Regions from separate parts of the Homo sapiens genome. Here region 1 is linked to region 2. A link is an interaction called in ENCODE POLR2A ChIA-PET data of the cell type or tissue named here. Cell type or tissue: B cell. All regions are shown on one strand. Each heading gives the region's core, and the rest is flanking DNA. Links, peaks and the distances in the headings are about the cores only.

Evidence for each region. ChIA-PET counts read pairs that join two places held together with the same protein. Peaks named below come from ENCODE experiments on the same cell type or tissue, not always from the same donor. Only the 100,000 strongest peaks of a DNase experiment are listed, where the experiment ranks them.
Region 1: POLR2A ChIA-PET joins it to region 2 with 5 read pairs; 4 of 35 experiments call an interaction of 5 or more read pairs at or near these places.

What each region holds. Positions count from the first base shown.
Region 1 is chr17:82,134,956-82,151,203 of GRCh38, reverse strand. The region is part of intron 15 of CCDC57 (coiled-coil domain containing 57); the gene reads left to right. It also overlaps the pseudogene LOC124904119. Among named protein-coding and RNA genes, the nearest start is that of FASN, 45 kb to the right of the region's middle. RefSeq lists an enhancer at 1,336-1,395. In B cell, for the core only: no CTCF peak of the experiment used is centred there; no DNase peak of the experiment used is centred there.
Region 2 is chr17:81,980,792-81,997,039 of GRCh38, reverse strand. ASPSCR1 (ASPSCR1 tether for SLC2A4, UBX domain containing) reads right to left here. Exons shown (of 16, transcript NM_024083.4): 3 at 13,372-13,486; 4 at 11,433-11,533; 5 at 2,162-2,219; 6 at 975-1,048; 7 at 194-620. Among named protein-coding and RNA genes, the nearest start is that of ASPSCR1, 11 kb to the right of the region's middle. RefSeq lists enhancers at 2,310-3,017, 5,146-5,853, 6,564-7,273. In B cell, for the core only: a CTCF peak has its summit at 14,328; a DNase peak (open chromatin) is centred at 13,219.

The DNA.
Region 1 (16,248 bases), core at 3,860-8,859, 160 kb before region 2:
TGTGCGCCTGGTTCTGGGTGTGCGCCTGGTTCTGGGTGTGCGCCTGGTTCTAGGTGCGGGTCAGGTTCTGGGTGTGCGCCTGGTTCTGGGTGTGGGTCAGGTTCTGGGTGTGCACCAGGTTCTGAGTGTGCGCCTGGTTCTGGGTGCGGGTCAGGTTCTGGGTGTGCGCCAGGTTCTGGGTGTGTGCCAGGTTCTGGGTGTGTGCCTGGTTCTGGGTGTGTGCCTGGTTCTAGGTGCAGGTCAGGTTCTGGGTGTGCGCCTGGTTCTGGGTGTGCGCCTGGTTCTGGGTGCGGGTCAGGTTCTGGGTGTGGGTCAGGTTCTGGGTGTGCACCAGGTTCTGGGTGTGCGCCTGGTTCTGGGTGCGGGTCAGGTTCTGAGTGTGCGCCTGGTTCTGGGTGTGGGTCAGGTTCTGGGTGTGCACCAGGTTCTGAGTGTGCGCCTGGTTCTGGGTGCGGGTCAGGTTCTGGGTGTGTGCCAGGTTCTAGGTGTGCGCCTGGTTCTGAGTGTGTGCCTGGTTCTAGGTGCGGGTCAGGTTCTGGGTGTGCGCCTGGTTCTGGGTGTGCTCCTGGTTCTGGGTGTGCACCAGGTTCTGGGTGTGCGCTTGGTTCTGGGTGCGGGTCAGGTTCTGAGTGTGCGCCTGGTTCTGGGTGTGGGTCAGGTTCTGGATGTGCACCAGGTTCTGAGTGTGCGCCTGGTTCTGGGTGCGGGTCAGGTTCTGGGTGTGTGCCAGGTTCTGGGTGTGCGCCTGGTTCTGGGTGTGTGCCTGGTTCTAGGTGCGGGTCAGGTTCTGGGTGTGCGCCTGGTTCTGGGTGTGCGCCTGGTTCTGGGTGTGCACCAGGTTCTGGGTGTGCGCCTGGTTCTGGGTGCGGGTCAGGTTCTGAGTGTGCACCTGGTTCTGGGTGTGCACCAGGTTCTGGGTGTGCGCCTGGTTCTGGGTGCGGGTCAGGTTCTGAGTGTGCGCCTGGTTCTGGGTGTGCGCCTGGTTCTGGGTGTGCGCCTGGTTCTAGGTGCGGGTCAGGTTCTGGGTGTGCACCTGGTTCTGGGTGTGGGTCAGGTTCTGGGTGTGCGCCTGGTTCTGGGTGTGCGCCTGGTTCTGGGTGTGGGTCAGGTTCTGGGTGTGCACCAGGTTCTGAGTGTGTGCCTGGTTCTGGGTGGGGGTCACATTCTGGGTGTGTGCCAGGTTCTGGGTGTGCGCCTGGTTCTGGGTGTGCGCCTGGTTCTGGGTGCGGGTCAGGTTCTGAGTGTGCACCTGGTTCTGGATGTGCGCCAGGTTCTGGGTGTGGGCCTTGTTCTGGGTGTGTGCCTGGTTCTGGGTGTGCGCCAGGTTCTGGGTGTGCTCCTGGTTCCGGGTGTGCGCCAGGTTCTGGGTGTGCGCCTGGTTCTGGGTGTGGGTCAGGTTCCGGGTGTGCGCCTGGTTCTGGGTGCGGGCCAGGTTCTGGGTGTGCGCCTGGTTCTGGGTGCGGGTCAGGTTCTGGGTGTGCGCCTGGGGTCAGTGGGAGGGCTCTGGACGCAGCCTTCTCAGGAAGGCCCGAAGGAGCACAGAAGCCCCTCTTGTGAGCGGGGCCTGGTCGGAGGCCACTGCACAGAGCAGGACCTCATCTTAGCTGCGGGCGCTCTGGGGACCCACTTCGCTGGCAGCATTTGTGAGAACAACACCGCAGGTTAGCAAAGCAGCCGGCATTTCTGTGCGGCTCTGTGGTGAGCAGCGAAGATGGCCGCAGACTTCTCCAGGTAAAGGCAGCAGTGTCTCCTGACTGAGGTGGAGGCTGGGCATCTTGGACACAGACACCGGAGCTGACTTCCTAAGAAAGGCAAGGGGCACTGGCTTTATGACTGAGTGTTTCAGTGAGTCATCCATCTGTTCCTCCATGCATCCACCCACCTACCTATCCATCCATCTATCCAACCACCCATCCATCTATCCATCCATTCACCCACCCCCCCCATCCATCCATCCATCCATCTACCCATCTACCCACCCACCCATCCATTCATCCACCCACTCATCCATCCGCCATCCACCCACCCATCCATCCACCCACCTATTTATTCATCCACCCATCCATCCATCCATCCATCCATGCAACCACTTATCCCATCTACCCATCCATCCATCTACCCACCCACCCATCCATCCATCCACCCACCCAACCATCCGTCCACCCACCCATCCATCCATCTACCATCCATCCACCACCCATCCATTCATCCATCTACCCATCTACCCACCCACCCATACATCCATCCATCTACCATCCACCCACCCACCCATCCATCCACCCACCTATCTGTTCATCCATCCATCCATCCAACCATCCAACCACTTATCCCACCCACCCATCCATCTGTCCATCCACCCATCTACCCACCCACCCATCCATCCACCCACCCACCCATCCATCCATCTACCATCTATCCACCCACCTATCTTTCCATCCATCCATCCACCCACCCATTCACCCACCCACCCATCCATGTATCCATCCACCCATCCGTCTGCCCACCCACCCAACCATCCATCCATCTACCCATCCACCCACTCATTCATCTATTCACCCACCCACCCATCCATCTATCCATCTACTCACCCACCCATCCATCTATCCATCTACCATCCACCCACCCATCCATCCACCCACCTATCTATCCATCCATCCATCCACCCACCCATTCATCCATTCACCCACCCACCCATCCATGTATCCACCCACCCATCCATCCACCCACCCACCCACCCAACCATCCATCCATCTACCCATCCACTCACCCATCCATCCACCCACCTATCCATCCATCCATCCACCCACCCATTCATCCATTCACCCACCCACCCATCCACCCATCCATCCACCCACCTATCCATCCATCCATCCATCCACCCACCCATTTATCCATTCACCCACCCATCCATGTATCCATCCACCCATCCATCCATCTACCATCCATCCATCCATCCATCTACCCATCTACCCACCCACCCATCCATCCATCCATCTACCATCCACGCACCCATCTATCCACCCACCTATCTATTCATCCATCCATCCATCCATCCATCCATCCATCCATCCATCCATCTAACCATCCAACCACTTATCCCACCCACCCATCCATCCATCCACCCATCTACCCACCCATCCATCCATCCACCCACCCACCCATCCATCTACCATCCATCCACCCACCTATCTATCCATCCATCCATCCACCCACCCATTCATCCATTCACCCACCCATCCAACCATCCATCCATCTACCCATCCACCCACCCACCCATCCATCTACCATCCATCCACCCACCTATCTATCCATCCATCCATCCACCCACCCATTCATCCATTCACCCACCCATCCAACCATCCATCCATCTACCCATCCACCCACCCATTCATCTATTCACCCACCCACCCACCCATCCATCTATCCATCTACGCACCAACCCATCCATCCATCCATCTACCATCCACCCACCCATCCATCCACCCACCTATCTATCCATCCATCCATCCACCCACCCATTCATCCATTCACCCACCCACCCTTCCATGTATCCATCCACCCATCCATCCACCCACCCGCCCAATCATCCATCCATCTATCCATCCACCCACCCATCCATCCATCCATTCGTACACCCACCCACCCATCCATCTATTAATGTATCCATCCATCCGTCCACCCACCCATCTATCCATCCACCTACCCACACACTCACCTGTCCATCCGTCCATACACCTATCCATCTATCCATCCAACCACTTATCCCACTTATCTATCCATCCATTCACCCACCCATCCATCTGTTCATCTATCCACCCATGTATCCAATTAGCCACTCTCACTCATCCACCAACCCACCCATCCATCTATCCATCCGCCCATCCATCCACCCACCCACCCACCCATTCATCCATCCATTCATCTATCTTTGCATCCACCCATCCATTCATCCATCTATCCATTCATCCATCCATCCATCCACCTACCCATGCACCCACCTATCCATCCATTTATCCAACCACTTATCCCACCCACCTATCCATCCTTTCACTCACCCATCCACCCATCCATCCAATCATCCAGTCACTCATCCACCTACCATCCATATATCCATCCACCCATCCAGTAGAGGAGCCCCTGCTGAGTGCCAGATACTTTCTGCCTTCTTCAGTTCCTATGTCGCCAGGCCCAAATCTGGCTAAAGAGATGTTTCCTCGGCTGTGTGTGGTGGCTCACGCCTGTAATCCTAGCACTTCCCGAGACGAGACTGTGTGTGTGCACGTGCATTTGTATGTGAGACTGTGTGTGTGCACACACGTTTGTTTGCGAGACTGCACAAGCGTTTGTGTGCAAGACTGTGCATGTGCGTTTGTATGTGAGACTGTGTGCACACACGTTTGTGTGTGAGACTGTGCACATACATTTGTATGTGAGACTGTGTGCACACATGCATTTGTATGTTAGACCGTGTGTGTGCATGCATGCACACATCCATAGGGAGGACTCAATGGAAGTTTGTCGATTTATTGGCAATTTAGAGAAGAAAGTAGAGTGAGAAGAGAAGAATGGGGACTTTTGGTTTGGCTTTGATTATACCAAACATACCCCATTTGTTTCTTTTTGGGAAGGCCGTCCTCCCCACCTAAACATTGAGTTCTTAGCTGGGCATGGTGTTGTGTGTCTGAAGTTCCAGCTACTTGGGAGACTGAGGTGGGAGGATTGCTTGAGCGCAGGAGGTCGGGGCTGCAGTGGGTATGATCCTGCCTGTGAATAATCACTGCACTCCAGCCTGGGCAGCACAGGAGATCCAGTCTCTAAAAACATTTAAAAAAATAAAAAAGATGAGTCCTGATTGCAAAGGTTTAGGCAAGACTGACTGGTCTATCTGCATTTTTTTCCTAAGATCACTTATCCGGTTCATAAATGATGTGGCTGCAATCATTAAGTAGTACAGAATGGCCAGCTGTGACAAACATATCATCATTATTCAACGTGGGACAGCCGTCCAGCCAGGGGGCTGAGCAGGACCTGCTCTGCCTGTGGCTGTTTCTAGATGCTTCTCTAGTCCACTTCACAACAGCTACTCTGCCCCAGCACCGGTGGCCCAGGGGTCACCTGCAGCTGCCTCAGTGCATGTCCTCACCTGTCCGCCTCTGGGAAGGGGCCGCATCCCGCAGGGAGCAAGCTGACCGCCACTTCACTGGCTCTCGGCTGCTTTCAGGCATAGAGCCTGTCTCATGCTGCCGGTGCCCATATAGATGGCTGTGGGGGGAGGTGCCGGGGCGTCCCCTGTGCTCTGGTGACACTGGTTCCTGCCAACACCCCATTCAGACTGTGGAGCCAACTCCAGCAGGTGACATGGTGGGCCCCCTCTGAGATAAGGAGCTTCACCTGCCTGCTACAGGGTTCCGGCCGAGACCAGGGCGGGGAGTGAGAACAGCCCCACTCAGGGGCCTGCAGGGGGAAGCAGGAGGCAGGTGCTGTGGGACCCTGCCTGCAGGCCCCTCTGCCCACAGAGTGGGCAGTGCCTGGAGCTCACCCTCCCTCTGCGCCTTCCAGAAATCAGCTGCACATGGCATTTCCTTGATCCTGTAGAAAGCTGGGATTCCTTAAAATGTTGTTTCTAGTAAACTTCTTTATGATAGCTAACTTTTTTTTTTTGAGACAGAATCTCTGTTGCCAAGGCTGGAGTGCAGTGGTGCGATCTCGGCTCACTGCAGCCTCCGCCTCCCGGGTTCCAGCGATTCTATTGCCTCAGCCTCCCAAGTAGCTGGTATTACAGGCGCCCGCCACCATGCCCAGCTAATTTTTGTATTTTTAGTAGAAACGGGGTTTCACCATGTTGGCCAGGCTGGTCTCATACTCATGACCTCAAGTGATCTGCCCACCTCAGCCTCCCAAAGTGCTGGGATTACAGGTGTGAGCCACCGCCTGATCACCTGAGGTCAAGAGTTTGAGACCAGCCTGGCCAACATGATGAAACCCCGTCTCTACTAAAAATACAAAAAAAAAAAAATTAGCCAAGTGTTGGGGCACGTGCCTGTAATCCCAGCTACTCGGGCGGCTGAGGCAGGAGAATCTCGAACCCGAGAGGTGGAGTTTGCTGTGAGCCAAGATCAAGCCACTGCACTCCAGCCTGGGTGACAGAGCGAGACTCTGTCTCAAAAAAAAAAAAAAGAAAAAAAAAAAGAAAAGAAATAAAATTGATTTGGAGGGCCAATCTAAATAGGTAAAAGGATTTCCTGTTTTAAATTTGTGCTTCTTTAATTTTGTGTGTATGTAGGGGGCTTACTGTGGGGCCACTTGTATTTTATCGTCATGTCATTTTCCTGCTGAGTCTTTAATGCATCGGGAAATGATCTAGTGAAAAAGAACAAATTAGGGATCTCGCTTTGTTGTTTCCCAATAGTTGGCAGCTGACTCAATACTCTTTATTAGGCATATGTGCATAAATAGTAAAGTATCTATTTACATTTAATTTATTAGTTAAATGACACGTACGTATTTAAAATCTTATAACAATATATTGAGTTGGAAGTAATAACTTTTGCTCACATTTTATGAAACAGTTGATTGAAGCTCTTCCCAGGCCTGCTCCTTGACCTCGGTTCCCTGTTTACCACAGTGGGGTCTTCCAGGAGCCTGGAGAGCAGTTGATCGGACACAAGGCTTTATACTCAGACTCAGGTACAAGGCAGCCCCATCTTTTCTAGGAAAGAGAAAAGGGAAATGGACTTTTATTCAGGGATCTCTGCCCTTTGCTTTGTCAGTTCCTTCAGCAAGAGTCTGTGGGGAGTACATGCTATGTATCTGTAGATGACTTTCTAGAATGATGGTTTAGCTGGAAATAGAATTTTCTGTATGTTGACATTTTTCTACTACTTTTTTTTTTAAAAGAGATGGGGTCTCGCTCTGACACCCAGGCTGGCATGGTGGTGCCATCGTAGCTCACTATAGTCTCTATTTCTTGGGCTAAAGCAATCTTCCTGCCTTAGCCTCCCAAGTAGCTGGGACTACAGATGCATGCCATCATGCCCGGCTCAACTTCTTTTCAAGATAATATTCTTATGTCTTCAGAGAGGTCAGCCATCAGTCTGATCTCAGTGCCTTTGGGGAAGCTGTTTTTTGTTTTGTTTTGTTTTGTTTTTGAGATGGAATCTTGCTGTCTGTTGCCCAGGCTGGAGTGCAGTGACATGATCATGGCCCAGTGCAAACTCCACCTCCCGGGTTCAGCCTAGCTAATTTTTTTTTTTTTTTTTTGTATTTTTAGTAGAGACAGGTTTCACCATGTTGGCCAGGCTGGTCTCGAACTCCTGAGCTCAAGCAATCCACCCGCCTTGGCCTCCTGAAGTTCTGGGATTACAGGTGTGAGCCACTGCGCCCGGCCTGGGGAAGCTGTTTTTAGACTTTTCTCCCAATCTGTTAGGTGCTCCTGTTTTACCATTGTTGTGTCTAAGTGTGGATTTGTTTCCCTGAATCCTGCTCAGGAATCTGTATGTTTTTTAAATTTTAGGACCAAATTTTAGGTTGGTTGGCTGGTTGTTTTTCTATTCTTTAAAATTCTCAGTCATTGTTTTTCAAACACTGCTTTCTTCCATTTCTGTCTAATCTCTTCTGGAGATCTTACGGGGCATGTCAGACGTGCTCCCTGACACGTGTGTGTGCGTGTGGGGTGTGTGCGCGTGTGGGGTGTGTGCACGTGTGGGGTGTGTGTGTGTGCCTGTGTGTGTGTAAGAGCACCCCTCCCCCTTTCCAGGGGTTTCCTCAAAGGTCGCTGTCTGGAACCACTGGATGGTTTCAGTATCTTGACCAGAAGTAATTCCCATTCCATCTTTTCTCTTTTTGTTCTTGTGTTTATTTTATTGTTCTTCTCCTGATTTCTTAGATTGAATGTTTCACATTTATTTTTATTCTTTCTTGCTTAGTAATTGCATTTCTTAAGGTGAGAGTTTTCATGAGTATCACTTTGGCCAAGCCCCAGAGGTTTTGAGGGATAGTACTGTCAGTGTAATCATTGTCTCTATAGCCTGCCATTGTGGGCTTTTTTTTTTTTGACGGAGTTTCACTCTTGTTGCCATTGTAGAGTGCAATGGCGCGATCTACAACCTCCGCCTCATGGGATCAAGCAATTCTCCTGCCTCGGCCTTGAGTAGCTGAGACTACAGGCATGTGCCACCACGCCCGGCTAGTTTTGTATTTTTAGTAGAGACGGGGTTTCTCCATGTTGGTCAGGTTGATCTCGAACTCCTGACCTCAGGTGATCCACCCACCTCGGCCTCCCAAAGTGCTGGGATTACAGGCGTGAGCCACGTACCCGGCCAGTGTGGGCTGTTTTTCTATTTCACGAGCTACTTGTTAGGGGGAATTTCAGAATTCCTTTGGTTATTTATTAAACCAAATGTGCGGAATACTACTTTTTATTTTATTCTATTTAACAACCATATTAAATATACGTATTGATATTCTTTATAAATTTATTTATGCTCCTCAATTTGAACTGCCAAAAGCCACAAAGTGTTAAAATCCTCCATTGCTCCTGTGATTTTGTCCATTTCTCCTTCTCACCATCATGTTTTATAAATTTCAGTGCTAGGCCGGGCATAGCGGCTCACGCCTATAATCCCAGCACTTTGGGAGGCTGAGGCAGGCAGATCACGAGGTCAGGAGTTCAAGACCAACCTGGCCAACACAGTGAAATCCCCATCTCTACTAAAAATATAAAAATTAGCCGGGCTTGGTGTTGCGCGCCTATAGTCCCAGCTACTCGGGAGGCTGAGGCAGAAGAATCGCTTGATCCTGGGAGGCAGAGGTTGCAGTGAGCTGAGATCACGCCACTGCACTCCAGCCTGGGCGACAAAGCAAGACTCCGTCTCAAGAAAAAAAAAAAACAAACACAACTTCAGTGCTGTGTTACTTAGAGCAGAAATGTTCAGGACAGCTATGGCTCATCCTGGTTCATAATACAGTGTCCTTACTGAGGTTTAACTGTGTCCAGCAATACTTATTTAACTATGCGTTAAAAGATAATTTTCAGAAAGAAGTAAAATGTGGCTCCCAAATATGAAAAATGAGCATTTGTTTAGGATTGTATTCTGTTCATTAAACAATGAGGAAACTGGACAGATGCTGTAACCAGTTCCAAGGAAAGGTCAAAAAAGCACAAATCTACATGGAGTAAAAGAATCGAGTTTCAGATGGAGGCAGAACTGGTTCTGGTAGAGGGGAGAGGCAGGCAGGGCAGAATCCGCATGCCTATCAGTGGTAAAATCGCAAAGCAGCTCAAATCGCAAAGACAATGAGGGGCTGGACGCAGATAACCCAGTGGAAGTGCAGTAGACAAAGCAGTTTCTACGGAAGCTCATTTTTTTTCCCTACAGTTTCTCTGCTTTTGATGGAAAGTAATCTCAAAGAAAGGTGTTTTTTCCCCGGGCATCAGACAGGTAATGTGCGGATGTCGGATGTTGTAACAAGGCTTGAGGGAGGCACAGCTCACACGTCTGCATGAAAACCCAATCATCAGGCGGATGAACCACAAAAGGATCAGAAAGGTTGTTCCTGATCTCACAAAATGGAGCTGGTTTGTAGATGGCTTGGTTATTTCCATAGGTGCAGCGAGAGTGCTAATTCACCATCTCTGCATTCTTAAGTTTGCTTTCTTAGAAGTTTCCGTAAAGAATTTCAGATTGACTTTTAAAAGCCTCTTTAAAAAATAATTTTAGGGCAGTCGCGGTGGCTCACGCCTGTAATCCCAACACTTTGGGAGGCCTAGGCAGGTGGACCACGAGGTCCATCAGGAGATCAAGACCAGCCTTGCCAACATGGCAAAACCCTGTCTCTACTAAAAATACAAAAATTAGCCAGCCATGGTGGCAGGTGCCTGTAGTCCCAGCTACTCAGGAGGCTGAGGCAGAAGAATCGCTTGAACCAGGGTGGCAGAGGTTGCAGTGAGCCGAGATCATGCCATTGCACTCCAGCCTGGCAACAAGAGCAAGACTCTGTCTCACAAAAAAAAAAAAAAAAAAAAAATTAGCCGGGCGTGGTGGCACGTGCCTGTCATCCCAGCTACTCAAGAGGCTGAGGCAGGAGAATAGCTTGAACCTGGGAGGCGGAGGTTGCAGTGAGTGGAGATCACACCACTGCACTCCAGCCTGGGTGACAGATCGAGACTCCATCTCAAAAAAAAGAATAAATAAATAAATAATAATAAATAATTTAAAATAAAATAAATAAAAGCCTCTTGCTTGCTGTCCTGAGGCTAGAAAACCAAGCCAAGAACCCGCCAGATTTCACCTGCCCTATAAATTTGAGCAAATTCCTTTCTTAAGGTTTCCAAACTAGCCCAGGTTCCTGGGCCTGCCAGGCAATGCCCTCCAGATGCACCTGCCATCCTACAAGCCAGGCGCTGTGCCGGGTTCTCCTTGGAGGGCTTCGTGGATGTGGGCTCTGTAACATCGCTGTGGTTCCTTACAAGTGGCTGCTGGTGACTGACTAAATGGGCGTCTTCTCAGATTTGGCCTTCCATGCAGGGCCTTGGTTACACAAGAAGTATTTCCAATTCCAGTCCTGGTAAAAAACAAAGATTCTCATTGAAACTATGCAAATAACTATATTACTTTGAAAGTAAGAGTACTCAACAAGTTTCTGAATTCTGGAGGACTCAGGCCGGGAGAGTAAGATATCCCTGGCCGGGCACGGTGGCTCACACCTGTAATCCCGGCACTTTGGGAGGCTGAGGCCGATGGATCAGCTGAGGTCAGGAGTTTGAGACCAGCCTGACCAGCATGGTGAAACTCCATCTCTACTAAAAATACAAAAATTGGTCAGGCGTGGTGGCTCACGCCTGTAATCCCAGCACTTTGGGAGGCCGAGGCAGGCAGATCATGAGGTCAGGACATTGAGACCACCATGGCTAACATGGTGAAACCCCGTCTCTACTAAGAATACAAAAAAATTAGCTGGGCGTGGTGGCGGGCATCTGTAGTCCCAGCTACTCGGGAGGCTGATGGAGGAGAATGGCGTGAACTGGGGAGGCGGAGCTTGCAGTGAGCCGAGATTGCGCTGCTGCACTCCAGCCTGGACAACAGAGCGTGACTCTGTCTCAAAAAAAACAAACAAAAAAAACAAGGTATCACTTACAAATGTTCTGTTTTGATTCACAAAAGCAGAGACTACAAAATTTGTGTGGACTGTACATAGCTTCAGAGGAAAGAGGAAGAGTTCTCTATATATCCAGAAAGTAGAACATTAAAAAAACATCAGCCGTATTCTTAACAAAAGCTGTCATCCTCCACCATCGGTTCATCCCCTCCTGTGAGGTCCGTTCTTGTTCCACTCCATCTTGGTTCTTGGTCTCAACAATCCATCTGCTTCTCGACTAGAGACTGAGTCCTGGGATGGGCTCAGTGTCATCTAAATGCCGCCATCAGAAGCCTGTGCCCATGGTGCCTGCCCAGTCCTTTTCCCAGGCTCTGAGACAGTCCCTGTTCAAGATGAAGAAGCACTCTGAGCTTTCTGGGGAGCATCAGAGTAACACAAAAATCGTGGATGGGGCTGGGCGTGGTGGCTTACGCCTGTAATCCCAGCACTTTGGGAGAATGAGGGAGGTGGATCACCTGAGGTCAGGAATTCCAGATCAGCCTGGTCAACATGGCAAAGCACCATCTCTACTAAAAACACAAAAATTAGCTGGGTGTGGTGGTGGGCACCTGTAATCCCAGCTACTCGAAAGGCTGAGGCACGAGAATTGCTTGAACCCAGGAGGCGGAGGTTGCAGTGAGCCGAGATCCCACCACTGCACTCCAGCCTGGGTCAGGAGTCTTCTTTGAGACTTCGTCTCAAAAAATAAAAATAAAAAAACTGTGGATGACAAAAGACTGCACATGGCCATGGTGAATTTACCACTGCCACTTTTCAAAGTGAAAGGTCTGTTCATAGCAAGAATAATGCAACTGAGAAGGAACATTTGCTTGTCCTGTAGACATCTGGAAACAGAGTCCAAAAAAGAGTTCTAGACAAAGTTAATCCAAGACGTTGACGCTGTTTTCAAAGATGCCAGAAACAGAATATCTGATTTCTAAAACTGGATGAGCATGATTTTTACAGAGGAAATTATTTACAGATAAGTGTGAAGCTGACTATTCCATGACTATACCAAGAATATCCAGTGGAGAGGCAAAAAGTGTGGGGCAGGCGGTGGCCGTCTGCCTAGTAACACAGCCCCAGAGTGAGTGACGGTCGCCCTGCTACAAACTCTGGGCATCAGAGATGCACAGCTCACGTTAAAGTAAGGTGACACCTAAGTTAACGTAACGGCAGTGACGGGGTTTATGCCTGCTAGCTCTGGACTGCTGCCGGCTGACAGCATCTGGCAAATGGCTTCGGGACTCTAATGAAGAGAAGCGCCGTGGGCACCCGGGACGTCTCCGTGCAGCACAGCACACAGTTCCTCAGTGCCTCAGACGAACAAGTTACCTGACACACACAGCCCGGGGCAGGCCACGCGTCTCTTCCGACCCGGGGCAGGCCACGCGTCTCTTCCGACCCGGGGCAGGCCATGCGTCTCTTCCGACTCGGCAGTCTTCCCGTGGCACTCATCAATCCTAACACATCAAAGAAACCTAATCATTTCCTTAACATCTTTTTTCTTTTTACTTTTTTTTTTCGATAGAGACCTCTGTCATGCAGGCTGGAGGGCAGTGGTGTGATCACAGCTCACTGCAGCCTTGACCTCCTTGGCTCAAGAGATCCTCCCGTCTCAGCCAGGTGCGGTGGCTCATGCCTGTAATCCCAGCACTTTGGGAGGCTGAGGCAGGTAGATCACGAGGTCAGGAGATCGAGACCATCCTGGCTAACAGGGTGAAACCCTGTCTCTACTAAAAATACAAAAAATTAGCCAGGCGTGGTGGTGGGCACCTGTAGTCCCAGCTACTCGGGAGGCTGAGGCAGGAGAGTGGCGTGAACCCGGGAGGCGGAGCTTGCAGTGAGCCGAGATTGTACCACTGCACTCTAGCCTGGGCAACAGAGCGAGACTCCGTCTCAAAAAAAAAAAAAAAAAAAGAGATCCTCCTGCCTCAGCCTCCCAAGTAGCTGGGACCACAAGCGCATGCCACCACACCCCACCTTGTACCTAATTATTTCAAATACCTCTCTTTTTATAAGAAAAAAATTTTGTGATTTTCCAGGGAACTTCTAGGACATCTCATAGATCATTTTAAATATAAAAGGTCTCCTGGGGCTGGGCACAGTGGCTCACACCTGTAATCCCAGCACTTTGGGAGGCCGAGGCAGGTGGATCACGAGGTCAAGAGATCAAGACCATCCTGGCCAACAAGGTGAAACCCCGCGTCTACTAAAAATACAAAAATTAGCCAGGCATGGTGGCGGGTGCCTGTAATCCCAGCTACCCGGGAGGCTGAGGAAGGAGAACCGCTTGAACCAAGAAGTCAGAGGTTGCAGTGAGCCGAGATTGCGCCACTGCACTCCAGCCTGGCGACACAGCGAGACTCCATCTCAAAAAAAAAAAAAAGAAAAGTCTCCTGAAAGCTTTATTTTATTTGACATTTAGAATTCAATTTTGAGAAGGAAAAAAAAATGTCAGGAGATTTGAACATTAAGACTCATGGGTACCTGAGAAATAATATTTAGCTACCCACGTGAAAGTGACAAAAAGCTTAAACATAGGAGAGAACAGTTATAGAGAAACTTAGCTCTTTCATAAGCATGGGAAGCTTTGTTTTCTGAAACCATCAAGACATAATAAGTCAACAAAAGCACGGAAAATTACCCTGGTAAGACAGCACCTTTGCTGTCTGAACAGATTACATAGAAAGTAAAGAATAACCCTTCATAGTTTAGGGGAAGTCAATAAATAGTAAACGAAGGAAGGCTGGGTGCAGTGGCTCACGCCGGTAATCCCAGCACTTCGGGAGGCCGAGGTGGGCGGATCATAGGATGCTTGCAGGAGTTCAAGACCAGCCTGGCCAACACGGTGAAACCCCTTGTCTACTAAAAATACAAAAATTAGCCGGGCATGGTGGCAGGTGCCTGTAATCCAAGCTACTGAAGAGGCTGAGGCGGGAGAATTGCTTGAACCTGGGAAGTGGAGGTTGCAGTGAGCCAACATCACACCACTGCACTCCATCCAGCCTGGATGACAGAGCAAGACTCTGTCTCAAAAAAAAAAAAAAAAAAGTAGTACACCAAGGAAACAAACCCATCAAAATTGGGCTAACTTTGCTAAGATTTTAACACATTTCATGGCTTTTTAAAAAACTAGCTTTCTTTCAACCAAGTAAGGATTGAGAAAACAAGACCTAGCTTTCAGCTGGGTGCAGTGGCTCATGCCTCTAATCCCAGCCCTTTGGGAGGCCAAGGGAGGAGGATCACTTGAGGCTAGGAGTTTGAGACTAACCTGGGCAGAATAGTGACACCCTGTCTCTACTAAAAAACAAAAAACTTGGCTGGGTGTGGTCCCAGCTACTTGGGAGGCTGAGGTGGGAGGATCGCTTGAGCCCAGGAGGTGGAGGCTGCAGTGAGCCGCGATTGCACCACTGCACTCCAGCCTGGGTGACAGAGCAAGACTCTGTCTCAAAAAAACTAGTTTTCTTTTTTTTTTTTTTTTTTTGGTACTATACATATAAAATGTACTGTTGAAAGCTCATGAAGTATACAAAGTATACAGTTCAGTGCATTAAGCACGTCAAGAATGTTGTGCGAGCATCATCATTTGTTCCAGAATTCCTTTCACTTCAGAGGAAACCCCACACTCATTCGCAGTTGCTTCCTGTCCCCCGCCCAGCACCCACATTCTGCCTCCATGCCTTTGCCTGTTCTGGACGTTTCACTTCAGCAGGATCCCACAGGATGTGTCCCTTTGTGCCTGGCTTCTTTCCCTCTGTGTCCTGTTTGAGGGTCCCTCGTGCTGGGGCGTCTGCACTTAATTCCTTTCCATGGGAAGAGCTCTTTGCTGGGGGACAGGCCACTGTAGGCATTTGTCCATCAGTTTGATGGACATTTGGATGGTTTCCGCCTTTGGGCTATTGTGAATAATATTGCTGTGAACATTCAGTTCTCTTGGATGCCTCCCTAGAAGTGGCCTTGCTGGGTCATGTGGGAATTCTGTGTCTAACCTGGTAAGGAGCCACCAAACCGCCTCCCATGCCCACCAGCTGCGCACGAAGGTTCTGATTTCTCCACATCTGCACCAGCACTTGCTATTTTCTGTCGGGGTTTTTTTTAATTAAGAATACTTTTATTGCATATCTTTAAAAACTTTATTTTTTTTATATTTAAAAAAATTTCTTTTAAAAATAGAGGTGGGATCTCACTGTGTTGCCCACGCCAGTATCCAACACCTGACATCAAGGATCCCCCCCACCCGGCCTCCCAGTGTGCTGGGGTTACAGGTGTGAGCCACCGCACCCAGCTGTTTTCTATCCTGTTGATCCCAGCCAACCTAGTGGGTGTGAGGCGGGATCCCATAGTGGGCTTGATTTTACATTCTCCTGGTGACCAATGGTGTTGAGTGTCTTCAGGAGGTTTTTGCCCACACGTGCATCTTCTGACTTCATGGCTTTTAAATTCAGGTGTTTATAAACCAAGGGAAACACGTTCATTTCCAAGTGTCATCTTTGGGTTCTTTTATTGCGTAGAAGAAACTGATGCTTTACTTGAGGGCCCATCTCGGGATGTCCACAGGGCAGAGCTAATCCTGCGATGCTCCTCAGATGTTGATCATAAGCAATATGTTCATCATGGCTAACTTCAAGTTAATTGATAAAAAAGCTTTAAAATTTTTCTGTTTTGACCAGGCACATGGCTCACACCTGTATTCCCAGCACTTTGGGAGGCCAAGGCGGGCAGATCACCTGAGGTCGGGAATTCGAGACCAGCCTGACCAACATGGAGAAACCCCGTCTCTACTAAAAATACAAAATTAGCCGGGCGTGGTGGCGCATGCCTGTAATCCCAGCTACTTGGGAGGCTGAGGCAGGAGAATTGCTTGAACCCAGGAGGTGGATGTTCTGGGGGTGTCGAGATCGCGCCACTGCACTCCAGCCTGGGGGACAAGAGCGAAACTCCATCTCAAAAAAAAAAATGTCTGTTTCAATTTCCAATATGTGAAATGTCAACAGTTATAAACACCCTCCAAAAACCTTGTTGGAATCCTCAGTGAGTTTAACGAAACTGATTTGTAATCCTGGGAAATGTTATTTCAGTAATTATGTCTTCTGATGTGTCTGCTTAGAG
Region 2 (16,248 bases), core at 10,209-15,208:
CTTACCCCTAAATTCCTTCCTGGGCGAAGTCAGAAGGCTCCTGTCCAGAGCCCCGCGTTTGGGTTCCTCTGCGCGTTTGGGTTCCTCTGCCCGCATCACGGCCACGCCACCAGGCTGACCAGCTAAAGCCACGCAGGGCTACACATCAGGAGAAAGGACACCCCCAAGTCCCAAGGCCTAGAGCCCCTTTTACCCGCTCCCGCTCCTGCTCCTGCTGGGGATCCCGCTCCCGCTCCTGCTCCTGCTCCTGCTGGGGATCCTGGCCCGACTTGGACTTCTTTGGCTTGGAGGGGCCTCCAGGGCTGGAGAGGGACTTCGGCAACTTAGCTGAAGATGATGTCAGAGGCCTCGTGGGCCCAGGAGGGCCCCCCAGTCTCTGTCCCCCACCCGAGAAAGGAACAAAGGGGGCAGCTGCGGGTGCCCTTGTGCTCTGCTTCTCCTGAGTGTGCTCGCAGCAGGGCCCTGAGGTGTCCGCGTCCTCCGGACGGCTCAAGTCGCCGCGGCTGAGCTCCCCAGATTCCAAGGGAAGTGGAGCGCTGGCGGCTGCCTGGCCAGCCGACGCTGACGAGCCCAGGCTTCCTGGGGTCTTGCCCACGGGGTCGTAGCACTTCATGACAAACCTGAGTGGGGCCAGAGGACAAGGGAAGCACCTTGTGGTGCCTACCCCCGGCTCACCCTCTCCCGGCCCAGGCTCACCCTCTCCCGCCCCCGGCTCACCCTCTCCCGCCCCCGGTTCACCCTCTCCTGCCCCATGCGCCCTCCCAAGATCCACCGCCCCTCTGGGGGACACAGAGATGAGGTCGGGGCAGCCCAGCCCCCACGCCCACAGGCAGGCAGAGGCCACCAGGCGCTCTCCATGATGAGGGCCTGGGTACACCTACTCCCCACTTGCCACGTGTCCTTTCTCCTTTCCTTTGAGACCACTTTTTTTTTTAGCTAAATAGACTCCTCGGCCCCAGCAGCACTGCCCTTACCTGATGGTGGCGCTGCCCCCGGTCAGGCCCAGCGACTGCAGCGTCGTGCCCCGCAGGGCAGCTTCACCCGTCACCTGCAGGAGGAGCAGCCAGGACAGGTGCGCCTTGCACCGGGACCCCAGAGCCCAGGGAAGCCCTCCGGGCACCGGCACCACCAGGACCACAGGCCACGTGCCCTCTCTGGCCTCCATCCTACCCACCCCCCACATCTGGCCCCTGCCGGTCCACACCCTCCACAAGGCCCAGCTTGAGTCTGGTCTGCAGCCGGGGCAGGACCTGCTGCCCATGCCTGACCGTGTCTCCCCCAGCCTGGTCTCCGCAGCTGGGACCCAAGCTCACTGAGGCCTGGGCTGGCAGAGCTGGGCTGCAAGGAGGAAGCCCTGGTGCCAGGACCCACTGCCCGGAGCGAGAGAGGCAGGAACGTGCTGTCACCCACGGGGGTGGCCATTCCTGGTGCTCAGCTCGGGGTGGGCAGGGATCGGGCCTGGCTGGCCACGTCCCATACGCTAACTCTGACCTGTGAGGAAGGGGTGGAGAAGCTGCCTCTAGCGAGGGCACAGTCAATGGCCCAGCACAAAAGCCAAAGGGTGTAAGGGTCCCTGAGGGCCACAGCCTCAGGACAGTGCTGGGCCTGGGTCCTGAGCCCCGTGGCTCATCCCCTCAAGGGAGGACGTAGACCTGAACCTCCCCGTCACAGCCCCAGCCAGGGAGCTTCCAAATGGGGATAAATGCGGGGAATGTCCTGGCCCCCCAGGGCCCCTCCGGGCCAGTGCCCCCCCACCCCAGCAAAGGGCACTCAGCCAGCGTGGAAACAAAAGGCCCCTGTGAGGCCAGGGACGAGCGCTAGGAGGGTCCCGCCACGGCGGGCTTTGCTTGCGCCACGCCACACTCGGTTTTGAAAATGATCAAAACACCGAGCAAAGCAAATATTTATTAAATGAAACCACTTTTGTGACTCTTGGGCTTTGAGAGAAGCTGAAAAAACAAACAGGGCGCCGAGGGAGGTTTCGGGGCAGCCCGGGCTCCGAGGGCCGGCCACTCCCTCTTTTTCCATGAAACACGTCGTGCTTTCAAGAGCCCGAGTCTCCCGCCACTGCCCTGGAGACGGCTGCGGGACAGCAGATTTTCCAGTTGGAAAGTGGGCTGAAAGTGAGCGGGGACTGGGTGAGCAAGAGCAGGCCGCCTACCTCATCCCTCGTGTACACGCAGACTGGGGTGGCCCCGCCGGGGTGCTGCAGGCACTCCCTGGGAGGAGAGGAAAGAAACCATCAGGTACCCCAGGGCAGCTCAACCAGTGCCACGGAGGCCCTGGGGCAGGAGACTCGGAAAGCAAAGGTGTGGGGCCCTCACCCAGCACCCACCCAGGACAGCGTCCCAGGCCCAGGCCCAGGCCACAGACCTCAGCCCCACTGCGCCCCACAACCACCAAAAGGAGGCACCTGACAGCCGGGGGCGCTCCCAAGGACCCTGGCCTGTGGTGCGTGGCCTGGGGGCTCCCCCCGAGACCTCCAGTCTCGGGGCCGCTGGCAGGACGTGGAGCTGCCGGCAGGGCCCAGGGACCGCACAGGAGGGGCGAGCAGCACTGGCTCCGGAATGCGGCTCACGGACACCTGTACTCAGGAGCCTGAGAGTCAGGGTACCGACGTCTGGGCTTTCATCTTAAGCCGCCCACTAAGAGGAGGTGCCCCTGTCTCCACCGCCTGATGTCCTCCTTCAAAGCCGACGCCTGATGTCACCGAAGCATGGAGGGAGGGGCGCTGCACTCCGCTCACGCCCGCTTGCCTGTGGCCGGGGAGGCCGTGCTTATAAGTCCATGTCGGACTCTGCCACCAGTGTCTTTCTGAGCCTCGCCCCGCAGGAGGCACAGCTGGACCCGTGCATGGGTGGGCAGGTATATGCAGCACGCCTCCCACACATGCCTGATGTGCATGGCAGCCCGGGAGACGGGCACATGCCGTCACATCCAGCCCCAGAGCATGTGAACTGCTGGTGGCACCTGCTGCATGAGGCGGGCTTGCCTCTGCGTTTCCAACTCCCCACCGTGAAATCCTCCCCACTGAGAAAAACAAAAGCCCTTCTCAGGCCTTCCTTGCAGATGCCCCTCATCAGTCCCTCTCCAGGGAGGGGAATCCGAGAGGAGGGGGCAGATGGCCAGAGCCTAGGCAAAGGGGAGGCCAGGGCCGGCCTCAGGTCATGCAGGTGCCCTGCCAGGCCCTATGGCCAGTGTGCCTTGCAAGGGCTCAGGTGGGACAGGAAGACACAGGCTGAGCTGGTGACCAGAACACAGGGGATAAAGATTAGGTAACAGCTGGGCTGGAAACTGCTTGCAGCAACCCTCCGGGATGGGGGGTACTGGGAGGGTCAGAGGGCAGGGTGCTGCAGTGTCCAGGTCGAGACATACGTGCACATCCATGCACAGAGCGGGATGCTGGGACAGGAACTCTCGGCCTCCGCCTGAACCCACCTGTGTGCTTACAGGGCCGCAGGGGTCCACTGTGCACTCACCGTGCCCCGACCCTGGGATCTGCTGACCTACTTGAAAGAGCAGGACTCAGCCGGGCGCGGTGGCTCACGCCTGTAATCCCAGCACTTTGGGAGGCCGAGATGGGCGGATCACGAGGTCAGGAGATCGAGACCATCCTGGCTAACACAATGAAACCCCGTCTCTACTAAAAATACAAAAAATTAGCCAGGCGTGGTGGCGGGCGCCTGTGGTCCCAGCTACTCGGGAGGCTGAGGCAGGAGAATGGCGTGAACCCAGGAGGTGGAGCTTGCAGTGAGCCGAGATCGCGCCACTGCACTCCAGCCTGGGCGACAGAGCGAGACTCCGTCTCAAACACAAACAAAACAAAACAAAACAAAAAAAAGGGCAGGACTTGCCTCCCTGAAATGAGAACAGACCAAGCAGAAAAGCCCAAGGTGCCACACCCAGGACAGGCCCAGCCCCGACACCTGGGGACTCGGCCACGTGTGTGGGTTTGACGTGTTTTCTTTTGTTTCGTGGCCTTTATTTTTCACGTCCTCAATCCTGGGGGAGGGGCATCCCTTTCCCACCCAGGCCCCGACTCTGACAGCCTGGTCTGGCTGCAGAGGCCCCACAGGGTCGTGGACTTAGCCCCATGGTCTCCCTGGGTCCACTGCCTACAGGGGAGCCCCTTCCCCAAGGGCCTCTAGCCTGTGGAGCACGTGCGCACCACACACACGGCGGGTGTCCTCTGCGCACAGGCTGGGACACACTCCCTAAGCTCCCGTCCCACAGAGCAGCCAACAAAGGGCCTTGGATTTGCCTTCCCTCCAAATGGCTGGAGACTCGGCCCAGAGGCCCCGAGACGCAGGGCTCAGGAAAACACAAGGCCTCAAAATGCGCCGGAGCAGAACCCGGACAGAGGCAGAGAGAGGCCTCAAGGAAGCACAGCCCCCAGGGCCAGGAAGGGGGACAGGGAGGGCCCAGGGTCCCCGCTCCCCAGCATGACACAGATGGCCAGGGGTCCGGAGATGGTCATGAGGCCACTTCTCTACGGCTGGGGAGGCCTGGGCTGAGGGGTGGCCAGAGTCCCAACTCACAGTCCTTCCCCGGCACTGACCGCCAGCTTGGGGACCTCAAATCACAAACAGGGACAGAGCACAGCAGCGTGACATCAAACGCCAGCCCGGCTTTGATGTGCGGCTCCTCCAGAGGGATCAGATTCCCTCCCTCATGCGGGATCTCAGGGAGGGGTGGTGGGCAATCGGTTCCAGACCTTCTACGCCGGCCCAGTGTGCAGGACGCCAGGGCCCGGGGGAAATTCCAGCGCCCGAGGAGACACAGCCCCTACTCCCCCTCCCCCACGCAGACCTCTGCAAGTCCCAATGTCCGCAGGGGCAAGACCCAGGGCCTCCCGGGGACCCCAGGCCAGGCCAAGCCACCAGACACCATGCTCCGAAGCCAGAAATGCAAGAAGTGCTTTGGGGCGCTTCCGCGGGTGCCTGCTCGCAGCAGGGTACTGGCACACTCTCACACACTCTCCAGCCAGCAGAGCTCCCCACCCGGCCAGGGCCAGAAGCCAGCGGGACGGCCAGGAGGGCAGACACGCCTCTGCTGCTGGCTTCGAGGGCATATTCTTTATGCACCACAAACCCCGCCCCGCTGGGGCCCCGCTCCGGCAAGGCGCGGCTGTGTGCTGGGGACAAGGCAGTGAGTCTAGAGCTCTCTGTGTTCATGTCCTGTCTGGGTATGACAAAGCCGGGCGCAAACACAGGTGCTGACGAGAGCCCAGGCAGCAGCATGCGCCCTGCCGGGAACAGAAGCTGTGGCTGCAGGCCAGGAGCCACTGGGCTCAGGGAGGCCCGCAGAGGGCATCACCCACCACATGACAGCCCAGCCGCCAAGCGGCTAGACAGAGCCTGGGAGAGCCTGGGGCAGGCTCCGGCCTTCTCAACCCAGCCAGGTCCAGACAGGGATGGACAAGGATGGACAGGGATGGACAGGAATGGACAAGGACGGACAGGGATGAACAGGGACGGGCAGGGATGGACAGGGACGGGCCGCAGAGCTCTGAGCTGGCCCAGCAGCATGCACAGACCCACCCTGAGTGTGGCCACAGGCCAGTGCTCCACCTGGCAGAGCCCTGTCCTCACCAGCAGCCCATCCCTACACCCCAGCACACCCAGAGGGCTGCAGAAATCACCCAGCTTTCCCGGAGCCACGGCTTTACCTACAGAAGGAGGAACAGGCTGAGATGCACTCAGCCAGCCCCCAAGCACTGAGTCAAGGCTGGGAGCAGAGGGCTGGGGGCCTGGGAAGAGATCCAGCCAGGGGCCGGGCACACTGGGGGCCACTCCCACCTGGGGTGCCCACGCCAGCACAGCCCGGGGGCACCTCTGAGAGAGGACAAATCCCCTCCATGGCTGAGCTCATGAATCTGATTTACAGAAAGCCCACCCTGCTCCCTCACGGTCTTCAGATGGAAAGCGGCTCAGCTGCTGTGTGAGTTCCCACGGCTCACCCTTGGCATCGTTCCACGGCAGGTCTCGGTCACCCACAACAGTCCCCGGTTCTCTTCCTGCTCCCAGCAGCTCAGCATGGTCCATCCACACCCCTGCCTTTCACCACTTGGCAACTAGGTCCTTACGGGACGTGGGATTCAAACTACGGGACTCGCCCGCCTGCCCTCGTGGACTGCCCAGACGTGCTACAGTATCCCCCGAGTCACAGTATGACCTCCTGGGGCTAGTGCCTGCTGGCTCTAAACCCATGGAGAGAAACTCCTCATAGGAAACCCGTTAGCATAACAATCTGTACCCCAGCAAAGATGCTGGTCAGAAAGGTACTCCCTTTCCTCCTCCGGGTGCCTCCAGGAGGGCCGTGTACCCCCAGGGCCCGTAGGCCATGAAATCCTCATTTCCATCTCATGCGTCTCCTATCACGGAAGGCACACTCCCCGTAATAAAGATCTCAAACTAGACACAGGCCCACCAGGCAGGCAGAGAGCAGTGTCCCCCAGAGCTCGGCGTGGAAGATCCCAAACTCAGACACAGGCCCACCAGGCAGGCAGAGAGCAGTGTCCCCCAGAGCTCGGCGTGGAAGATCCCAAACTCAGACACAGGCCCACCAGGCAGGCGGAGAGCAGTGTCCCCCAGAGCTCGGCGTGGCTGTTCACACCCCTCTGTGCTGGGCAGAACCTTCAGACTATAGGGAAAATGGGAAAGCTCGAAGCCAGCAGTGTGCAGCCTCTGTCTCCTGACGCCCTCCCTGCAGCAGAGCCTGAGAAGCAGAGTGGAGAGCGCCCAGTCCACGAGGACCCGGCCCAGACCGAGATGCTCCAAGTGCACCATACATGCAGGTCTCAAGGACTCTGCACAACAAGAGCATGAGACGGCTCACTTTTCTACTGACTACGTGTCCAGGAAGTCGTATTTTGGGTATACTGAGTTAACTACACGTATTACTAAAATTAATGACACCTGTTTTTATTTCTTCTTTAATGCGGTTACAAGAAAAAGTGAGTGATTGGCCAGGTGTGGTGGCTCACGCCTGTAATCTCAGCACTTTGGGAGGCCGAGGCGGGCTGATCACCTGACCAGCCTGGCCAACATGGTGAAACCCTGTCTCTACTAAAAAAAATACAAAAATTAGCCAGGCGTGATGGCGTGCGCCAGTAATCCCAGCTACTCAGGTGGCTGAGGCAGGAGAATTGCTTGAACCCGGGAGGCGGAGGTTGCAGTGAGCCAAGATCGCACCACTGCACTCCAGCCTGGGTGAAAGAAAAGAAAATGTGAGTCACCTCCATGGCCGACGTGTGGCTCGCTGGTATCCCTGAGGCCCCTGCTGCTTGAGACGCTGGTCGGGCCAGGGCTGCGTGCTACAGTGACACCCTCGCAGTGGAGCTGCAACGTTTCAAACACGTGGCAGTGTCCATCCAAGGAAATCACCCAGGGGTCCCCAAATACACAAAGCAGGCTCTGTCCCAGGGCAACTCCTGGGCACGCTACAGGCCTGCAGCCCCCAGCCTCAGAACGCCCCTTCGAAGCACAGCGCCTACACTGTCCCTGGACTCAGACCTCCTCCGAAACACATGAAAGAAGAAACATCAGCTTCCCGCCCGTCCCACTCTGCGGACACCTGGACTTCCCAAGGCCTCCCCAAGCCTCCTGGGCCAGTGCAGGGACACTAGGCACGAGAGCCTCCCTCCCTCATGCAGACCTGCTGGGGACCAGCTCCCAGCAGAGAGCCCACCAGGCACTCCACCCTCACCGTGGGGCTGGCAACGCCACCCACTATGAAACCTCGTCCATATCCTGCTCCATGGTTAGCAAACTCCAGCTTCTGGGACAAAGCTTGGGTCTGAGCTTTTAGAAATTTATTTAATATTTATTTCTGAGACAGAGTCTTGCTCTGTCGCCCAGGCTGGAATGCAGTGGTGTGATGTCGGCTCACTGCAACCTCCACCTCCTGAGTTCAAGTGATTCTCCTGCCTCAGCCTCCCAAGTAGCTGGGATTACAGGCCCTCACCACCACACCCAGCTGCTTTTTGTATTTTTAGTAGAGACGGGGTTTCACCATGTTGGCCAGGCTGGTCTCAAACTCCTGACCTCAGGTGATCCATCTGCCTCAGCCTCCCAAAGTGCTGGGATTACAGGTGAGAGCCGCCATGCCCGGCCTGGAAATGAAATGTGAAGAAGCCCTATCTTAAATTCCACCTCTGGAATTTAGCCCACAGGAGAAGCTGGGGTGGGTGACCAGGTGCAAAGGCCTCCAGCTGCACACTCTGCTGCAACCCTGCCCGGGATGCCCTGAGACACAGCCAGATGCCCCGCAACACCCACATGACACCCACACGACGGAAGAGCATGGCTGTGAGGAGTGACAGGTGCGGGACCCTTCAGGAAGATGTCCACAGCATATTCACCAGCAACAACAGTCAGCCACAAATCACTCTCCACCACAGGTGTGAGTGTTCATCAAATGAGGTGTACGTGCAGACACACCCGCAGACAGACCCACACTGCCACACAGACCAGGGCCGCAGGCTGGGGGCTCCGGGCTTTACCACCAACGGCCCCACCACCTCCTGCTGTCCCTGGTGTCTCGAAAGAGCTGCCCCACTTGCTCTTGTTTTTTTTTTTTTTTTTGAGACGGAGTCCTGCTTTGTCACCCAGGCTGGAGTGCAGTGGCGCAATCTCAGCTCACTACAACCTCCGCCTCCCGGGTTCAAGTGATTCTCCTGCCTCCTGAGTAGCTGGGACTACAAGCATGAGCCATTGCGCCCAGCTAATTTTTGTATTTTTAGTAGAGATGGGTTTTCACCATGTTGGCCAGGCTGGTCTCGAACTCCTGACCTCAGGTGATCCACCCACCTCGGCCTCCCAAAGGGTTGGAATTACAGGCGTGAGCCATCACGCCCAGCCACTTCTGTTGTTTCTTTTTTTTTTTTTTTTGAGACAGAGTCTCGCTCTGTTGCCCAGGCTGAGTGCAATCTTGGCTCACTGCAACCTCCACCTCCTGGGTTCAAGCAATTCTTCTGCCTCAGCCTCCTGAGTAGCTGGGACTACAGGAACCCACCACCACGCCCGGCTAATTTTTGTATTTTTAGTAGAGATGGAGTTTCACCATATTGGCCAGGCTGGTCTCGAACTCCTGACCTCGTGATCCACCCGCCTCAGCCTCCCAAAGTGCTGCGATTACAGGTGTGAGCCACCGTGCCCAGCCTTGTTGTTTCTTTTGTTTTTTTGTTTTTTTGAGATGGAGTTTTGCTCTTGTCACCCAGGCTAGAGTGCAATGGTGCGATCTCGGCTCACTGCAACCTCCTCCAAAGCGCCCAAACCCACCCCCACAGCCACCACCAAAGCCAGCTCCAAAGCCACTTCCAGAACCACCACGCCTGGCCAAGCCTGTTGTTTCTTAAACTAAGTTTCACACGAGGTTTACAAAGTCTGTTGAAGAGGCTTATGCTACCACAATGCCGGCCCCACCTCTCCAGACACCCTCGGCCCCTCCCCAGTGGCAGCCCCAGGCCACTCTGGGCCATTTCCTTACCTCCATCCCCATCTGAGGACTGACAGCACAGCCAGGGAGGACGGCCCTCACCAAGCACCTGTGCCTGTGGGAGCACTGGATTCTGTTCACGCCCGGGGGCACCGCCCGGCCCAGGGGCATTTCCTTCCAGACGTTCATCTTTCCTGACTTCTGTTCCCCGCGCTGTTTGGTTTTCTTCTTGCCCTCTGCCACTCTCGTCTCAGGAAGCAGCACAGAGCCAGGGCGCCGGGATCCCTGCTTCTCACCCAGTGCCCACACAGCGCCTGGGGCTGCCTGCCTCCCTGCCCGGCGCCACTCCTGGCTCGGGTCCCGCTCACCCCTGCCCGTGGCTTCGCTTTGCTCTCAGGCTCCGTCATCTCCTGCCTCGGGTCCCGCTCACCCCTGCCCGTGGCTTCGCTTTGCTCTTAGGCTCTGTCACCTCCTGCCTCGGGTCCCGCTCACCCCTGCCCGTGGCTTCGCTTTGCTCTTAGGCTCCGTCATCTCCTGCCTCGGGTCCCGCTCACCCCTGCCCGTGGCTTTGGCTTTGCTCTTAGGCTCCGTCACTGTTGTCTGAGTTCCGTTTTGGGAGGGAGAATTCCGTGCTCGTGCTTAACCCGCTGCCATCTCCAGGGGCCTCCATTCACCCCGACAGCCACTGGGGTGGCTTCCATCCCCATGACCACTGAGACCCGACGTGCAGACCTCAGCGCTCTCACCCACGAACGCAACACCCGTGCCATGCAGCGCGGCACTACTGTCAGACGGGAGCAGGCCCAGCCCTGGGGCCACCAAGCGCGCCCAACGCACAGTCACCTTCCCAGCGCCCGACGCGCGGTCACCTTCCCACAGGCCCTATGCTCGGTCCTCAAGACATGAACTCACCCCATCCACACACCAGCCGGGGCACAGGTGAGGAAACTGAGGCCCGGGGAGGGCGAGAACCCCCTGGCTCACAGCAAACCCCAGCCCCAAGTCCCTTCCATTCTGCTGAGCCTTTTACTGTGGACAGAGACTTCCAGCCAACGATGAAAAGACCCAAATTGACAAAGCACCAATTTTTACACATTCAGGAACAACGTTTAAACCATTAACCGACAGAAACTGATACACATCAATTACTTATTTTTATTTATTTATTTTTTTGAGACAGAGTCTCGTTCTGTTGCCCAGGCTGGAGTGCAGCAGTGCGATCTCGGCTCACTGCAACTGCCTCCACGGCTCAAGTGATCCTCCCACCTCAGCCTCTGGCATAGCTGGGACCACAGGCACGCACCACCATGCACTATGCCTGGCCTAACATTTCTATTTTTTGTAGAGAAGGGGTTTCACTATGTTGCCGAGGCTAGTCTTGAACTCATGAGCTCAAGCGATTCGCCAGCCTCGGCCTTCCAAAGTGCAAGCCACTTTGCCCAGCCACTGTGCCCAGCCACTGTGCCCAGCCATCCAATTACTATTAGGAAGATTTTCTGGTGGGGCACAGGAGCTCACACCTGTAATCTCAACGCTTTGGGAGGCTGAGATGGGAGAATTTCTTGAGCCCATGGGTTCAAGAGCAGCCTAGGTGACCAACATAGTGAGACCCTGCCTCTTAAAAAAAAGAGACCTTATGATCCCATCCAGGGGAATCAAGCATGGGGAGCCCTGCCCCCAGCACCGAACGTCTCCCCTTAGTGCTCACCAGGCCCCCACAAGGACAGAAGCACATTCCTGCTCTTCTAGGTGGGCAAGGCTGGGCCGCTGGGCCCAGGAAACTCAGAACGATGAGCTGTGACCAGCCATCCCCGAGGCTGCTGCTCATGAACCGGCAGCCCACACACCCCTCCTCTACAAAGGACTGCAAAGTGCCAAGAGGCACCACAGGCCAGCACAGAGCTTGGGTGTCCAGCTCTGAACCAGACCCAGTAACCACAGCAGCTTCCCCAGCAAACAGGGTAGGGAAGAGCCCCCAGCCCACTGATGCTCACCTGATCTGTGGAAAATGGCTGAGAAGCTCCCAGAGGGTCTGGCCTGAACAGAAAGAGTCCTGCAACCTCGAGCCATCGTCCAGCTGCAAAGCGATGCGAACCTGGAGGGTATAAGACATGAGAAACTTCCTTAGGAAGAAAAGCAACTATTCCTTCTAAATCCCAGACTGATTCTCCAGACACAGAGAGGGTGACTGCCCCGCCCTGGCCTCCAGGGAGAGGCTGACCCCCACGGAGAAGGCTACCCTCCTATTCACTCTGGAGTGAGGGCCTTGGAGGCTCCCCGGCAGGGCTGCACCAGCATGCGTGTGTGCATGTGAGTGTGCAGGTATGTGCAGGTGTGCGTGCGTGTGTGCATATGTGTGTGTGGGTGTGTGCGGGGGTGTGCAGTTGTGTGCAGGTATGTGTGTGGATGTGTGCATGTTGGTGTGTGGGTGTGTGCAGGTGTGCGCATGTGCGTGCAGATGTGCGTGTGTGTGCATGTTTACATGCAGGTGTGTGCGGGTATGTGCGCAGATGTGTAGGTGTGTGTGTACAGGTGTGTGCGTGGGTGTGTGTGGGGGGGAGGTGTGTGCATGTTGGTGTGGGCGGTGTGTGCAGGTGTGTGGGGGGGTGTGCACGCAGGTGTGTGGGTGTGTGCAGGTGTGTGGGGTGTGTGCGGGTGTGTGCGGGTGTGGGGGTGTGTGCACGTTGCTGTAGGGGTGTGTGTGGGTGTGTGTGGGGGGTGTGTGTGCGGGGGTGTGCAGGTGTGTGTGGGGTGTGTGCAGGGGTGTGTGGGGGTGTGTACGGGTGTGCGGGTATGTGGGTGTGTGGGGGTGTGTGTGGGTGTGTGTGGGTACATGCAGGCGCCACAGGAGTGAACTGTGTTGGAGACAGTCCTCGTGTCCCAGTGGGGGCTTCAAAAGATTGCAGCTCCACCGAACCTGACTGCAGCCTCAGGACAGACACTGAGCTAAGCTGCTCCCAGATTCCTGACCCTCAGAAGCCACATGAGATGGTAAATGTTTGCTGCTCTTTTTTTTTTTTTTGAGACAAAGTCTCACTCTGTCGCCCAGGCTGGAGTGCAGTGGCAGCACAATCTCGGCTCACTGCAAGCTCCGCCTCCCGGGTTCACGCCATTCTCCTGCCTCAGCCTGCTGAGTAGCTGGGACTACAGGCATCCGCCACCACCCACGGCTAATTTTTGTATTTTTAGTAGAGACGGGGTTTCATTATGTTGGCCGGCTGGTCCCAAACTCCTGACCTCAGGTGATCTGCCCGCCTCGGCCTCCTAAAGTGCTGGGATTACAGGCTGCCCTTGCGGCATCCATGCAGCGCTTTCGGCTCTAACATTCTGGGCAATTCTATGAGCAGGTGGTCAGGCTGGTGGGTGAATGCTGCTGACACCCTGAGCCAGGGAAGGCACAACTGACCCCAGAAAGAAAGAAAAACTTCCACATGAAGAATGACGTGGGCGGGGCGCAGAGGCTCACGCCTGCAATCCTTTGGGAGGACTTTGGGAGGCCGAGGCGGGTAGATCATGAGGTCAGCAGTTCCAGACCAGCAGGCCAACATGGTGAAACCCTGCCTCTACTAAAATACAAAAATTAGCCGGGTGTGGTGGCGGGCACCTGTAGTCCTAGCTACTCGGGAGGCTGAGGCAGAATGGTGTGAACCCGGGAGGCGGAGCTTGAAGTGAGCCGAGACTGCGCCACTGAGCTCCAGCCTGGGCGACAGAGCGAGACTCCAGCTCAAAAAAAAAAAAACATGAGATGCTCATTTTCAGTTGCCAGTTATCAAAAAACAGGAAGCTGTTTGGGCCCAACCCAGGGAAGGCAGAACTGGTGCTAAGACTCATGTCCCTCCTTCCCCAGCACCCCCCACTGTCCCGTCCCCCGTCCCTGGCCAGCTGAACGATCCTGTGCCCCACACAGTCAGCCTCCCCCAGAGCACGACCCACCATGTTCTCAGGCCCCTCACGGCTCCGGGAAGCGGGCACCATCTCCAGCTTGGCATTGTTGGGCAGGTTGGCAAATCTCCACTGGAGAGAAAGGTCGAGCACGCTCCTCTGAAACCTGCAAGACAGACCAGAGCACACTTGCTGCCCTGCAGAGCCTGACACGCCCTGCCATCCACGCCCCGCCATCCCCGTCCCACCATCCACGCCCCGCCATCCACGCCCCGCCATCCACGTCCTGTGGCAGCTCCCCAACAGCGGGACGTCATGACCTGCAGAGGCACAAGGCGGGTCCCCGATCATATGGGGCCTCCTGCAAGCAGAAGGGAGCAGGAAAAAGGGAGATGTGGGCCTCGGTGCACGCCGAGGGGGCTGCTCCTTCAGAGTCTGGGGTGCTGACAGCCCCAGTGCAGACGCTCGGAAAACACAGAGAGAACGACTGGGGCGTGAACACTGCTGCACTCGCGGAAGCTGGAGTGTCACAGACCCCGGCCGTCACGGCTGGAGCCACCACAGAAAACCTGACTGCCCGGGCGCAGTGGCTCACGCCTGTAATCCCAGCACTTTCGGAGGCCGAGGCAGGCGGATCACCTGAGGTTCAGGAGTTTGAGACAAGCCTGACCAACATGGTGAAACCCCGTCTCTACTGAAAATACAAAAATATCCCATCTCTACTAAAAATACAAAAAAATAAGCTGGGCATGGTGGCTCAGGCCTGTAGTCCCAGCTACTCGGGAGGCTGAGGCAGGAGAATCGCTTGAACCCGGGAGGCAGAGGCTGCAGTGAGGCAAGATCATGCCACTGCACTCCTGCCTGGGCAACAAGAGCAAAACTCTGTGAAAGAAAAAAGGAAAGGAAAGGAAAGAAAAGAAAAGAAAAGAGAAAGGAAGAAAAAGAAAAAGAGAAGAAGAAAGAAAGAAAGAAAGAGAAAACAAGAAAGAAAAAGAAAGAAAAGAAAAGAAAAATCTGAATATACTCAAAGTGGTTGGCCTCACTTTGGAAATGCAAGCTGCTGTCGGAGACAACTAGTGAAGAGAGTTCAGACAGCCCAGGGGCATCTGGAAGAATTAAGAGAGAACAAACTTTGCTATATCAACACTGGCCAGAAAAGTGAGTCTGGAAATTGCCACATGAAATGTCTACGTCAAGACAGGATAGCAGATCGGGGGATCCCGAGGGCAGGCAGGCTGGGAACCTTGGAGCGGAGGGCACTGTTCACGCCTGGGGCTGCATTCCTCTGCACCGGCTGCACTTTGTAAGCAAGTGGTACCATTAGCAGAGGAAAAGGGCACCTGAAAACATGGCTATGGTATTGCAGGACCTGCCTCAAAATCGCACTCACTGGTTCCCACCAGACACCACCACACAGACCACGGGCAGGTGAACACTGAGAAGTAACAATGCGCTGGGCGCGGTGGCTCATGCCTGTAATCCCAGCAATTTGGGAGGCCCAGACGGGCAGATCACTTGAGGTCAGGAGTTTGAGAGCAGTCTGGCCAATGTGGTGAAACTCCGTCTCTACTAAAAATACAAAAATTAGCCAGGCATGGTGGCACAGGCCTGTAGTCCCAGCTACTCGGGAGGCTGAAGTGGGAGGAGTGCTTCAACCCGGGAGGCGGAGGTTGCAGTGTGCCAAGATCGCGCCATTGCACTCCAGCCTGGGCGACAGAGCGAGACTCCGTCTCAAAAAAAAGAAAGAAAAATGAGGCCAGGTGCAGTGGCTCACGCCTATCATCCCAGCACTTTGGGAGGCCAAGACGGGCGGATCACTTGAGGTCAGGAGTTTGAGACCAGCCTGGTCCACATGGTGAAACCCCGTCACTACTAAAAATACAAAAATTAGCCAGGCGTGGCACGTGCCTGTAATTCCAGCTACTCAAGACGCTGAGGCACAATAATCGCTTGAACCCGGGAGGCAGAGGTTGCGGTGAGCTGAGATCATGCCACTGCCCTCCAGCCTAGGTGACAGAGCAAGACTCTGTTTCAGAAAAATGGCCAGGCACAGTGACTCATGCCTGTAATCCCAACACTTTGGAAGACCAAGGCGGGCAGATCACCTGAGGTCAGGACTTGAAGACCAGCATGACCAACATGGTGAAACCCCGTCCCTACTAAAAATACAAAAATTAGCTGGGCATGATGGCGCACGCCTGTAATCCCAGCTACTCGGGAGGCTGAGGCAGAAGAATCACTTGAACCTGGGAGACAGAGGTTGCAGTGAGCCGAGATAGCGCCACTGTACTACAGCCTGTGTGACAGAGCGAGACTCCACCTCAAAAAATAATAAAATAAAAAAGAAATAAAAATGAAACCCTAAGCCCCCCCCAACCAACTGAACCAGCCTCCTCTTGGCCCAGGGGACCCCAGAAACCTTGAAAGCTGAGTTCCTGGCCATGGCTGGGTGGGAGATCAGACACATCTGCAGGCTCTCTTCCCTAAGGGATAAACAGAAAGCAGCCCTTTCCAAAGACCCCTGGGCTGGTATCTGACATCAGCCAACCTCCCGCCAGGCCCTTCTCTCTTGCGGTTTCTTCAAAACAACCCACAGGTATTTCCTGATAAGAAACCACCAACCATGGAGTGGTTCTGGCACAGTCAGGGTTTTCGTGGCACAGTCTTCATGTCCTCTGATTTGCCATTTATTTATTTATTTACTTATTTACTTTTTTTGTAGAGACAGGGTCTCACTATGTTCCCCAGGCTGATCTCGAATTCCTGGGCTCAGGCAATCCTCCGCCTCGGGCACCCAAAGTGCTAGGATTACAGGCATGAGCCACTTCACCCAGCCTGCTTCACCTCTGACTTCAGAGGCCAAAAATTCCACCCTCAGGTCATGCTGGCACTGCCATTTTTTGCACATAGGACCCGTGAAGAGGCAGG